Linked DNA regions of Homo sapiens: region 1 is linked to region 2. A link is a contact called in ENCODE Hi-C or POLR2A ChIA-PET data. All regions are on one chromosome and are shown on one strand. Each heading gives the region's core, a stretch centred on a gene start or an enhancer-like site at or near the end of the contact. The rest is flanking DNA. Distances are from core to core; before and after follow the strand shown. Region 1 has its middle 11 kb from the start of LINC01800. Region 2 has its middle 18 kb from the start of AFTPH-DT.

Evidence for each region. A loop is a pair of places that touch in the nucleus more often than their neighbours do. ChIA-PET counts read pairs that join two places held with the same protein, here RNA polymerase II (POLR2A). Pooled maps may share reads with other maps.
Region 1: a map of GM13976 shows a loop between it and region 2 (2.3-fold over the local background). The contact joins two enhancer-like sites. A Hi-C loop is called at or near these places in 6 of 168 maps with a recorded cell type or tissue (GM13976, Ramos, esophagus squamous epithelium and 3 more) and 3 of 50 pooled maps. POLR2A ChIA-PET finds 5 or more read pairs at or near these places in 3 of 52 experiments (Caco-2, OCI-LY7 and activated naive CD4-positive, alpha-beta T cell).

Annotation. Positions count from the first base shown.
Region 1 is chr2:64,871,201-64,878,000 of GRCh38, forward strand. No RefSeq gene overlaps it. Among named protein-coding and RNA genes, the nearest start is that of LINC01800, 11 kb to the left of the region's middle. RefSeq lists a silencer at 4,833-5,039. Within about 2 kb of position 5,056, at least 8 of the 41 ENCODE cell types and tissues checked have a DNase peak (open chromatin) inside an H3K27ac peak, as active enhancers do.
Region 2 is chr2:64,502,823-64,509,135 of GRCh38, forward strand. No RefSeq gene overlaps it. Among named protein-coding and RNA genes, the nearest start is that of AFTPH-DT, 18 kb to the right of the region's middle. Within about 2 kb of position 2,274, at least 2 of the 41 ENCODE cell types and tissues checked have a DNase peak (open chromatin) inside an H3K27ac peak, as active enhancers do.

The sequences.
Region 1 (6,800 bases), core at 3,806-6,305, 370 kb after region 2:
TGGGCTCTTGCTCTGTCACCCAGGCTGGAGTGCAGTGGCGTGATCACGGCTTACTGCAGCCTTGAACTCTTGGGCTCAAGTGGTCCTCCCACCTCAGCCTCCCAAGTAGCAGGGACTATACATGCATGCCACCATACTAGTTTAATTGTTTTTCATTTTTTCGGTAAGAGATGGGGTTTCACTATGTTGCCCAGGCTGGTCTCGAACTTCTGGGCTCAAGTGATCCTCCCTTGAACTCCTGGGCTCAAGCGATCCTCCCTCGTCGACCTCCCAAAGTGCTGGGATTACAGGCGTGAGCCACCGTGCCCAGCCTGTCTTGAAATACTTTTGGATTGATAAGAACCCTATGGTTTCAAAGTCAGCAGAGTACCTGAATCAGAAAAACAAGATTCTCCTCCCAGCAAGTCAACCTTTTCCTACGCCTCTGGCCATTCCTCTATCAGCTGCAGTTTAGGACAGCAAGCAGTGACAAGTTAACTGCAATAGAGCCCTACTGCTCACAGACGGGGAATAGACATGAAGCACGTGTGTGTCTACACCAGCGGAGGCCCTGCTTTCTAGCATCCCTGGCTGTGGACATCACATCTTTGCCTATGGGTGAACTTCAGGTAAACTGGTGCTCAGCCCTCAGCCCTCACCAAAGGCAACCTTCCTTTTACAAAAAGCAATTCGATCCTCATCCCAAAATAACACTATATGGCATTTAGACTCTACTTAATATCAAAATGGGCAGGGGGTCTGCAGGGTCAAAACTACTTTCATATGAGATGTTATTTGCCCATTTCACCCTGTTCTCTCTTGAGTGTACAAAGCTGCGTGCTTTGGGGAAACTCAGTCTGATATCACAGCAGACTGAATGCAAAAGCAGATATGAGACTCCATCTGTCTTTTATTAAGCTAGACACTTTTTAAAATTGCAGAAATATAAAAGAGGGCCAAACTTCTTTTTGTTTTGGAAAATATAGGTATTTTTCTAAATGAGAAATGTTATGTTAACATGTAGCAGGTTGATTATTGTAATAAATAAATAAATTTTTTAAATTCTCCATTTTGTTTTTTTGGTTGTTTTTCTTGAGACGGAGTCTCGCTCTGTCGCCCAGGCTGGAGTGCAATGGCCCAGTCTTGACTCACTGCAACCTCCGCCTCCCAGGTTCAAGCGATTCTCTTGCCTCAGCCTCCCCAATAGCTGGGACTACAGGCATGTGCCACCACACCCGACTAAATGTTGTATTTTTAGTAGAGATGGGGTTTTGCCATGTTGGCCAGGCTGGTCTCTAACTCCTGACCTCAGGTGATCCACCCACCTTGGCCTCCCAAAGTGCTGGGATGATAGGCATGAACCAACACACCCGGCCGTCGGTTTCTATTTTATTTTACACTTTTTAAACGTTTCTTTTTTTTTTTTTTTTTTTGAGACAGGGGTCTGTGCTGTGTTACCCAGGCTGACCTCGAACTCCCGGGCTCAAGCATCCTCCTGTCTCAGCCTCCCAAGTAGCTGAGATTGTAGGCATGGGCCACCGTGACTGCTTCAGTTTATTTTATTTTATTTTATTTATTTATTTTTGAGACGGAGTCTTGCTCTGTTGCCCAGGCTGGAGTGCAGTGGCCCGATCCCGGCTCACTGCAACCTCCGCCTCCCAAGTTCAAGTGATTCTTCTGCCTCAGCCACGCAAGTAGCTGGGACTACAGGCATGCGACACTACACCTGGCTAATTTTTATATTTTTAGTAGAGACGGGTTTTCACCATATTGGCCAGGTTGGTCTCAAACTCCTGATCTGCCCGCCTCGGCCTCCCAAAGTGCTGGGATTACAGGCTTGAGCCACCGCGCCTGGCCAGTTTTGTTTTGAGAGACAGAGAGTCTCGCTCTGTCACCCAGGCTGGAGTGCAGTGGCGCGATTTTGGCTCTGTGCAACCTCTGCCTCCCAGATTCAAGCCATTTTCCTGCCTCGGCCTCCCGAGTAGTAGCTGGGACCACAGGGCGGCTAATTTTTAAAATTTTTAGTAGAGATGGGGTTTCCCCATGTTGGCCAGGCCGGTTCAGTTTTAATCTACAAACTGGTAACTATTGAGAGGTACAACCCACATAAACAAACTAAAAGCTCTTCGAGGTCCTCAGTAACGTTTAAGAGTATAAAGGTGCCCCGAGACCAAGAAGTCTGAGCAGCGCTGCCTCATTTCCCCTCCTCCCAGAGTGAAAACGTATCCATTTGACTCTTGAAAGAGCAAACCTCAGAACGAGGCTCATGGGCAGTTGGGAAAGCAATGCGACTAAAACACAATAACTGCCCTTAAGGAACTGCTGGTTATGTAGGAGCTAGCGACAGGTCAGCAGCCGCCCATAACATACCTGTCATTGCCAGGCCACCCCTGCCTCTCTCCCGCCGCAGCCCTAGGTTCCCGAAATTCCGGCCCCTGCGCACCCCCTGGTGGCCGCCCCTCGCCGGTGCAGTCTTCTTCCTCCGGAGCGTCAGAATGCTCACTAAGGACCTCAGGCCTGGACCCCATCACCGTGAGGAGCAGTCTAGGTCCCGGGTGGCCTTCTGCCTGTCCCCTCTGCTCATGTTTATCCCTTGATGACTAATCCCAGCCTGCTTCTGCCTGTGTACCTGCCCTTTGAGAGTACTAGACATCCTTCCCCTGGCCAACCATATTTGTAGGTGATAGAGACAGTATATCAGTCTGGGCACATTGGCTCAGGCCTGTAATCCCAGCATTTTGGGAGGCCGAGGCGGGAGAACTGCTAGAGCCCAGAAGTTTGAGACCGGCCTGGGCAACATAGCAAGACCCCATCTCTTTAAAAACAATTTTTTTTTTAAAGAGAGTACATCACAGTAGAAATAATATATGTTGTAGATTGAACCTGAGTCCAGGCAGTGCCATGCCAAAGTTACACTTCTTACTGATCTGCCCTATAGCAAATGATCTGTTGTATAAAGTAACCCTGGACATTGGCAATTGATGGATATTCTACACTGGGATCAAGTTCCTTCAGGAGGGGTAAAGCGAGTCCCAACTCTCCAAATCTTGTTGGCTTAGCTAGATTCCCTGCTCTTCTGGACTGCATGTCACTGGCTATACTTTCAGCATCCTCACATAAGGATCAATACCCCAAGACCTGCATGAGTCCTCCTAGGACTTTCTTCTGGGGATTTAGGGGCCCTACTGTTGTAAACAGGACTCAAGTAGTCAACTATAAAATCCCAGAAATCCCAGAACTCCTCAAAGTGAGTATGCAGATTAACACTTTGTTTGTTTTGCTTGTTCGTTTTGCTTGTTTGTTGTCTCTATTTTAATCAAACCCTAGAAATTCAGAATGAGAATATCCTCAAATTGATAATACTATTGGAAGCAGGTGAGGGAATTTCAGAGACAGTGAGGTTTATCCTACAGTTCTGACCCAGAGTCCATTAGCAGTAACCTGACTGCCCCATAAATGACCTCAACCATCTTAGCCTAGTGGTCTCCATGGTAACCATCAAAGAGTGGTCCCCCTTTCTTACCTACAGATGTTCCTCCCACCTTCACCTGCACCCAGCACTTCAGGCATGACCTAGAACTGGATTCTGTACAAATGCCATTTGCAGAGGTATTGTTCCCTTCCTTCCTCCCTTCCTCCCTCCCTCCCTCTCTCCCTCCCTCCTTTCTTTCTTTTTCTTTCTTTCTTTCTTTCTTTTCTTCTTTTAAATAGAGATGGAGTCCTACTATGCTCAAGCAATCTTCCTGTTTCAACCTCCCAAGTAACTGGGATTACACGTGTGCTCAGCCTTTCTTCCCTTTGAATCCATGTTTTAAGCAAGTAGAACCATTTCTTTAATTTACACAGAAAAGCCCTTTAAATATAAATTAGGAGTATCAGGTACATGAGGGGTTATTTCATTAGTCTTTCTACTTTTGCATATGCTTAAAATATGCTTAAAAATTTTTATTTGAAAATTATCTTGATTGTGACAAAAAATAAATAAAAATAAAAAATTCAGAGAACAAACAGAAAAGGGAAACATTAAAAATACATCCTTTCTTCAACATGTCTGAAGGAAATCTGGCCTTTGCAAAAAAAAAAAAAAGAGAGAAAGAGAAGAGGTTATGCAGTAAATGTCATTTTCTACAAGTGGAAATCGTAGATTGTGAGCCTCAATCATTATCTGGGGTACGGGAAGGTGGCATAGCTGAAGACTTTAATTTTGGAGTACTTGAAGAATCTAAATCAATCTTTAAAGTATAATAAAAATGTGTAGATTTGGAGGGAAATTTTAAAAATCAATCATATTGTCCTTCTTCCACAATCCCTTTCCCATCTTCTCCCCTAGCAGCCTCCTCTTCCTCACAACCTTTCAAATGTCCACAGTGAGAAATACAGTGTTGACACCTGTTGCTTTTGTCTTGCAGCAGGGGTTGGGTAAACTATGGTTCTTGGGAACGGTTTAATCAGACTTCTTCCACAGATTTAAAAGATGGCCCTTGAATAACGTTAAAGATATGATTTTGCTATTGTGCATTTACTTTGTAAGATAAACACATTAATCAAAAATGGAGGAATTAAAATTCAGATTTTGTATTGCTGTTTGCTAAATAATTAACATGAAGGCATATTGTCACTCTCTTTAAATTCTAAAAAAACAAACCAATCAAAAACCCAAACCCCAAAACCCAAAACTACGGTCCTGACCTGTTTTGTTTGACCAGCAAGCTAAAAATGGTTCTATCATTATACATATTTTTTCAAATGTTTAATGTAATTTTATTTTTTTCCACGGGGGAGTTGGCCACTGTCCTGCTGTCCATATCAACCAACACCTTTTCTGGGATCTGATGAGTGTCATTAGGATTGTTCTTACCCAAAGGTTTTTACATTTTTGAAGGGTTGTAAAACAAGCAGACACACAAAAAAGAATAGGTTGACAGACACCCTGTGGCTGGGTCTAACCTCGGCTGTAGGCTGGCTGGAGCCCTGGTGAAAGGTGGCTTTTCTTCCATCCAGGCAGTCACTAACAAGAGGTACAGCCTTGAAGTTGCCATGCCGACAGGGAATTCAGTTCTTAAAATAGTAGACTGTGCTCAGGCATTTTCAGGGTGGGTGGGTTTGGAGGGAGGGGGTTGGGAATAGGGGTGGGGAGAGATGATAAACTAATGAGTCACACCCAACTGGTGACAGCTGCTCCAACAACCCTCTGGCAACATGAAGTGGGGAGGAAAGGACATTTTCCATGAATGGGAACAGTTTGGTTTCCTCACAGTATTTTCCTGCCTGGCCAGAGGAAATTCCCATCTCCACCTCCTCTCTCTCCCTCCTGCCACTCCCCAGCCTCCTCCTTGCAGAGAACAGAAGGAGGAAACGCCCATCTCACAAAGAGCCTGCCATGATTCAGAGGGACTGGTTGTTACTGAGGATTAGTCTGTGCAGGGACTGAGAGGAGCTCACTCTCACACACGCTGCCTTGGGACTCCGTGCGTTGGGAGGCCTGGGAACGAGCATTATCATCATCGCAAGATCTAATGAAAGTATTTCACTAAAAATGTCTTTAATCCAGATCGGTGAATCAATCAATAATAGTTATTCTTTGAGACTCGCCTGTTGCCCCTCTACTGTTCATAAGGTTTTTTTTTTAGAATTGGGGTCTCGATCTGTTCCCAGGCTGCACGACCATAGCTCACCATAACCTCAAACTCCTGGGGTCAACCGATCCTCCTGCCTCAGCCTCGCAAGTAGCTGGGGCTACACCACATCTGGCTGATCTATTTTTTTCTGTGTGATAAATATACATAACATAAAATCTACCATTTAACCATTTCCCAGCGATGCAATTCAGTGGCAGTAAGTTCATTCCCATTGTGCAACCATCAATATCTTCCAGCACTAGAATTTTTTTTTTTTTTTGAGGCAGAGTCTCACTCTATTGCCCAGGCTGGAGTGCAGTGGCATGATCTCGGCTCACTGCAGCTTCCTGCCTCCCAGGTTCAAGCAATTCTCCTGCCTCACCCTCTCGAGTAGCTGGGACTACAGGCACATGCCACCACATCTGGCTAATTTTTGTATATTTAGTAGAGACAGAGTTTCACCATGTTAGCCAGGCTGGTCTCAATCTCCTGACCTCAAGCAATCTACCCACCTCGGCCTTCCAAAGTACTGGGATTACAGGCGTGAGCCACCACGCCATGGCTAGGACTTTTTAACCATCCCACACTCTGAAACTGGGTGCATAACTCCTCGCTCTGCCTCCCATTGCCATCCCAACCCTGGCAACCACCGTTCTACTTTCTGTCTCTATGAATTTGGCTGCTTTAGGTAGCTCATGTAAGTGGAATCATCCAATATTTGTCCTTTTGTGTCTGGCCTATTTCACTTATTATAATATGTTCAAGGTTTGTCCATGTTGTAACATATGTCAAAACACAAAATTACAACGAATCCAGTTTAAGGATCTTAACTGACTTTATTTGTGATTCTAAAATTGGGCAATACTTCATTCCATAAAACAGAATACATGTTTTGGGCCGGGCGCAGTGGCTCACACCTGTAATCCCAGCACTTTGGGAGGCTGAGGCGGGTGGATCACTTCAGGTCAGGAGTTTGAGACCAGCCTGGCCAACATGATGAAAACCTGTCTCTACAAAAAATACAAAAATTAGCTGGGCCTGGTGGCATGGGCCTGTAATCCCAGCTACTTGGGAGGTGAGACATGAGAATCGCTTGAACCTGGGAGGTGGAGGTTGCAGTGAGTTGAGATAGAGCCATTGCACTCCAGCCTGGGTGACAGAGCGAGACTCTGTCTCAAAAAAAAAAAAAAAAAAAAAAAAAAA
Region 2 (6,313 bases), core at 1,024-3,523:
GGAATGCACTGCGTGAATTAATAGGGGGAAATGTCCATGAGCATTCTTTTTTCCCAAGTAATTTTCCCAACACTATGTCTGGAGAGAGATGAATCCATTTTTTATAAAATAAAACAAAATAAAAACTATATAGATGTCCTGAGACCCACCCCCACCAAGAGTATGCCTGCAGAAAAACAGGTAGTCTGACTTGGCTAAGGTCCGAGCTACTTGCCTTGCTGGTTTGGATTGAGTATACACACTGGGTGAGTCTAACGGTGGACGTGGAGGAGTAGGAGAACCAGAGCCAGTTCAGGTGCAGGGAGGCTGGGAGAAGGCAGGCTTGGAAGAAAGAATGAGGAAGGGAAAAGAAAGGGCAAGAGAGACAGAGAGAGCAGGTGCTGTGGGGAGAGGAACTACTTCGGGGACATCCTACTGGCTACCCTGAAAATCATGGGAGTATTTTGGTGTGATCACCACTTTCTAAAGCCAGTTTTTCAGCTTGGAATATTTTTTTTAGCCACTGTGGAAGAAACAAAACTTCTCATCGAATATTAGGTTTATAAACTGTCAGAAGAACTTTATTTTAAAGCCACTGCAAAAGGAAAATAATTGAGCTGGTGTTTGCTGCCTAAAACACCAGAGGTCACATAGTATGGTCTTAAAGAAGAGAAACTCAGGGAAAGGAGGGAAAGAAGAAGAAAAATGCTTTGAACTTAATATGTATATATCTTCATGTGACTAATAAGAGGTAATTTTTGAGCCATTACCATCTGCTAAAATTACCTTTCATGACTGGCTAAGCCTTTATCACAAGCCTTTCAATTCATGCAGATGTAACAGGTTTACATTTTACATGGATAAGGCCCTGCAGAAAAACAATTTGACAACAATGGTGTCCTTATCCCTTCATAATTAATGACAACAGAGAAATCTGTATCTTGATGGATATCAGCACACATGTTTATCCTCATTCGAGACCTTCACCCCATTCCAATAGTCAGCTGTCAAAAGCTTTTTGTTTAGTTCATTAGGTTCTCACTTCAGCTTCCTTATAAGCAAAAACAGATGACTTACAACAGAAGATGGAATAAGCAAAATATTTTAGATCCGAGTTATTTGTTTCACAGATTTCATTTAATGTAAACTGATTCCCTTCATAAGGGGAGATAAACTCCTGGAGAGTTCTGTTGTTGTTTCTAATTTAAATATATTTTCTATATTTTCCAAAAGGCGTAAATAAATGTGTTTTAATTTGTAACCACAAAAATAATTTTTAAAAATAGTAGAGATCAGGCCGGGTGTGGTGGCTCACGCCTGTGATCCCAGCACTTTGAGAGGCCAAGGCAGGCGGATCACTTGAGGTCAGGAGTTCCAGACCAGCCTGGCCAACATGGTAAAACCCTATCTCTACTAAAAATACAGAAATTCGCCGGGCACATCTGTAATCCCAGCTACTCAGGAGGCAGGAGAATCGTATGAACCCAGGAAGCAGAGGTGCAGTGAGTGACAGAGTAAGACTCTGTCTCAAAAATAAATAAATGATAGAGACCAATCATAAAAAGTAACTGCTTTGTAAAAGCTTTAGTCCTCACCCTGATTCCCCACTGCTGCTGTGTCCTTCCAAAGAAGAATTAGCGTCTCCTCAAACAGGAAAGCTGATTTTAATGGTGGGCCCAATTGATGACTGAGTCTGCCTGGCTGGCCTGATGGCAGTCATTGATATCCATGGAAGAAGCCATGTCTTCTCAGGAGTTTCCACCATTTGTGAAGAAAGTACCTCAGTCAGAGCTTCAGGTGCCTCTAGTAGCCTCTAGCTGCCTTAGTACTTGTGAGGCCACAGCCCTGCTCATTTAGCCACCATGCCTCTGTTTCCCACAGAAGACAAAATATAAAGCATCCAAAAAGTGTATGTCTCAGTCAGGGTCCAGACAGAGATCAACGGGAGATTTAACACAGAGAACCAGCTACCAGGGTGTTGGAAGAGCTGAGATGCAGAGCAGGGGTCAATGATGTGACCCAGGCATCAGCAACAATTGGAAGTTGTCACCTGCTCTAGGCTGATGGGACAAACTTATTACCCGTGCCCAGAAGCCAGGGCTCCCTGGTGAGAACTGGCTGCACCGGCAGAGGAGCTGTCTCACGGGAGGTGGATGTGAAGGAGGCACAGTCCCTGTTGGAGAGGCCACTGGAAGCAGAGAAATGGGGAGAGGAAGGAATACCCAGGCTTCTTCGTTCCCCGCTCCATCCTCTCACAGTGCCTCCCATTAGCGGAAGTTCTCCAGAAGCCACTTGGCAAAGGAGCCTGAGAAAGAAAGGAGGAAGCACTGAGGCAACATGAGCTGACAGTTTCACTCTGTCCTTTCTTCTGTATTCCGAGTGTAGCCCACTCACTGTTGTCTCCCACTTGAGTCGTGCAGCATCCATCTGACTCGTCACCCCGCCTCCAAGACAGTCTCCACACCACCGCTAAACCTCCTCAGGGGCCTCTCGGGATCTTCAGGTGCAAAGCTACTGCACGGTCCTTCTGAGCTGACCCTGCCCCGCTCTACCATACCTCTTCCAATGGCCGCCTCACATCCTATGCTCCTGCCAGACTAAACCTTCTTATTGTTTATTCTTTCTTTATGAAAACATTCAAAAGAGCAAAAAGGCCCAGAGAGTAATACGAGGAACATCCATGTATCTACCATCAAGTCTAAACATGTAAAACTTTATAAAGCCTCTTGTGTAACCTTTCTGTGATTACACTTCCCTCTTTGATCCACTGCCAATGAAAACCATCATCCTGAATTTTATGTTTATCATTTTCAGGTATGTCTTCATGCTTTGATAAAATACATAAATATCCCTGAGTGATCAATGATATTGCAGGTTTTCAGGCATTATATATAAAGTATCATAGTGTGTGTACCCTTTAGCAACTTTTCCACTCAACATTACATTTAGGAGCTATATACCTGTGTATACATGGAGCCCTACATAGTTCACTTCTAACTGTTCCTTACCATAGAACTGTACTTACACTAGGTGGAATAAATTGCCTTATGAGTGTCGGACTATAAAATCAGTACACTATGGGTTAAAGCAGATATACATGAAGCCATCCTCAAAAGAGTCAGAATAGGTCTTAATATGATTAAACATACAAACATACCACACTGAGCGATATATCACTCAGAAAATGGTTGATCAGCAATGGAAGCATGGAAAACAGAGAGTAAGAGGAATAATCTTCAGAAGGTAGCTTAGTGTGTGGGAAGAGTCAGTTGAAGTGTCGTCAAGCTATAAAAGTTTGATGCTTCCTTCTCCACTGTAAAATAATAATAATAATAATAATAATAATAAAAAAGACCAGTTTAATCACATGGTTGAGAGCCACATTTTTCTCTTCCTTGGACAAGGTCATGCTGTGTTTGCTTCTCTTACTCTCTGTTTTTCATGCTTCCATTGTTGACGAACCCTTTTCTGAGTGACATATCGCTCAGTGTGATACGTTTGTGTCTTTAATCATATTAAGATCTATTCCAACTCTTTTGAGGATGGCTTCATGAATTTCTGCTTTAATCCATAGTGTACTGACTTTATAGTCTGACAGTCACAAGGCAATTTATTCCACCTAGTTTTAAGAACTTCAAGTGTAGATCATCCAAAATATTCACATCCTTTGATCTTGTAATTTCCATTTTAGGTAGTGGCGGCACACATCCTCAAACGTGCACTGGTGTAAATGTTGCAATGCTATTTATTATATCTAAAATTGACACGTAAATATGCCTCAATAGGAGACTAGTTACATTAATTAGGTATTTCCATTCAATTAAATACAATACAGCCACTAAAGAGGCTTCAATCGGTTTTCATTTATAGTACTTACATGGAAAAAGATACCTAACATCTGTCCAATAGAAAAAAAGCAAGTCATGAAGTAATATTAATAGTATTACTTACTTTTAATGTTAAAAATGTTTATATATGTTTATATAGGCAAAAAAAGTCTATAAATACACACGCACACACAAGTAGCTGGGCTCAGTAGCGTGCATCTGTAATCCCAGCTACTTGGCAGGCTAAGTAGGAGTATCCCTTGAGCCCAGGAGTTTGAGGCTGCAGTGAGCTGGGATTGGCCACTGCACTCTAGCCTGGACAGCATAGGGAGACACCCATTTCATACCTTAAAAAAATACACCACAGGAATTTTTATGTTATCAAGATGCTAACATTGGTAATGGCTGAGAAGGTGGAATTGTGTATTTGGGGTAGGAGACATTTTTCCCTTTTTTGTATTGTTTTATATTATAATCTATTATCTGAGAAAATACATTTCTTGGCTTTTTGCATTTTTATAATTTAATTTCTATTTTTAATTATGTAATATAAAACTAAAAAATACAAATAGATTTTTGTGGGGATAAAAATATGTCAGATTCAGAATTTTAAAACATGCCTTTGCTATTTATATGAACCTCATGATAAAAAGTAAGGAGAAGGCTCACCAGCCAGGAGCTGAGAACCGCCACCTCGAGTTCCTTAGTGCATGGATTTAATCAGTTCTCTTTTATACCTTAGTACAACCCAAAATTCAGCCTTGCCTCAGCCCACTCCAGGAACTCCTTTGGGAGCTACAGGGGAGGAAGGGCCTTGTGTCACCTGGAACACTGATCCAAACAAAGCACTCGCGGGGAAAATAGAGGCTATCCATCTTTGGCAAACACCCAACCTGGAGGACAGAGTTGGGTGGGATCACAGATCTCTCTTCCACCCATACTCAGCAGGATGGAGGGCATGGAGCCCGATTCTCGTCCATTAATCAACTTTAACCCTTCCCTTTATCTCTATTCCCAGAGATAAGACCAGTTTCCTAACCCTTAAGTCCCTTGCCAGAGATCTCTGTTATCCTGAAGTTTAGTATATGATATTTCCCATGCACGCTTTTATGCTGTAAAATAGCATACATAGTGTTTTATGTTTAAATTTAAATCAAGACTTTGATGTTATGTGTATCTTTTAGGAACTTGCTTTCTTTTTCAATCAACATTTTTGAAACTTATCTATGTCTATTCATGCAGATCTATTTCATTTATGTTAAGTGTGAGTTACCACATTTTATTTACCCATCTCCCTACAGGTGAACAGCTGGATTATTTCCACTATGTTGCTGTTAAAAACAGAGCTATAATGAATATTCTTGTATTTGCTCTGTGTGCACAGGTGCTGAAATTGTTTAAGGTGGTTATTGTCATAGATATTTTCAGAACTTCCTTATAATGCATAATGAACTCTGAAAAATTTAAATGAATGGCTCCATTGTTCTATGCATATATGTAATTTTTTCTTTTTTTGTTACTGTTTGTTTGTTTTTAAGACAGGGTCTCACTCTGTCACCCAGGCTGAAGTATAGTGGTGTGGTGCAATCTTGGCTCACTGCAACCTCCACCTCCCAGATTCAAGTGATCTCCTGCTTGAGCCTCCCGAGTAGCGGGATTACAAGTGTGCGCCACAATGCCTAGCTAATTTTTGTAAAGATGGGGTCTTGCCATATTGGCCAGGCTGGTCTTGAACTCCTGGCTTTAAGTAATCCGCCCGCCTCAGCCTCCCAAACTGCTGGAATTACAGGCATGAGCCACCACACCTGGCCCACATATGTAATCTTAAATGTCTCTGGATTTGTATGGTTTGATCCCTTAGTGCATGTTAACACCTTATACTAAGATGAAAGAGATGGCAAAGTCAGCAGTAATGATCCTTACACCTTAAAAAGAGAAGTAGGATGTTATGATACTATCTGACCCTTGTTTGTCTTTTTATGTGTGTGTCCTAGCTCCCCAGCTAGACCCAGAGCTTCTTGTCAGGAATGATTATGTGTTAGACTTCTTAGAATTCTCAGTACGTAGGAGAGTGCCCTTTACTTGATGTAACCTCTTGCTCTTAAGGGTGTGCCCTCAAACCAGCACCATTGCCAATACCTGGGTGCTTGTTAGAAATGCAGAATCTTAGGTCCCACCCGAGACCAACTGAATCAGGCTCTGCATTTTAACAAGATCCCCAAGTGACATTAAAGTCTGAGCAGCACTGTTGTAAACTCATTGTTTCCAGGACCTTACCAACATATGTGTTTAATTTTGATCAGGTTAACATCAATATCCCATATTCCTGGATCCCACCTTTATTTACGCTCAAGGACCTTAACTGATATGGTGCCATATGATGAGTGTTTCCTGCTCCAGTATGCCCTGGAGTAAGAAAAAGGGCATTCTCGGATCATGAGGTTAGGAGATCGAGACCATCCTGGCTAACACGGTGAAACCCCGTCTCTACTAAAAACACAAAAGAT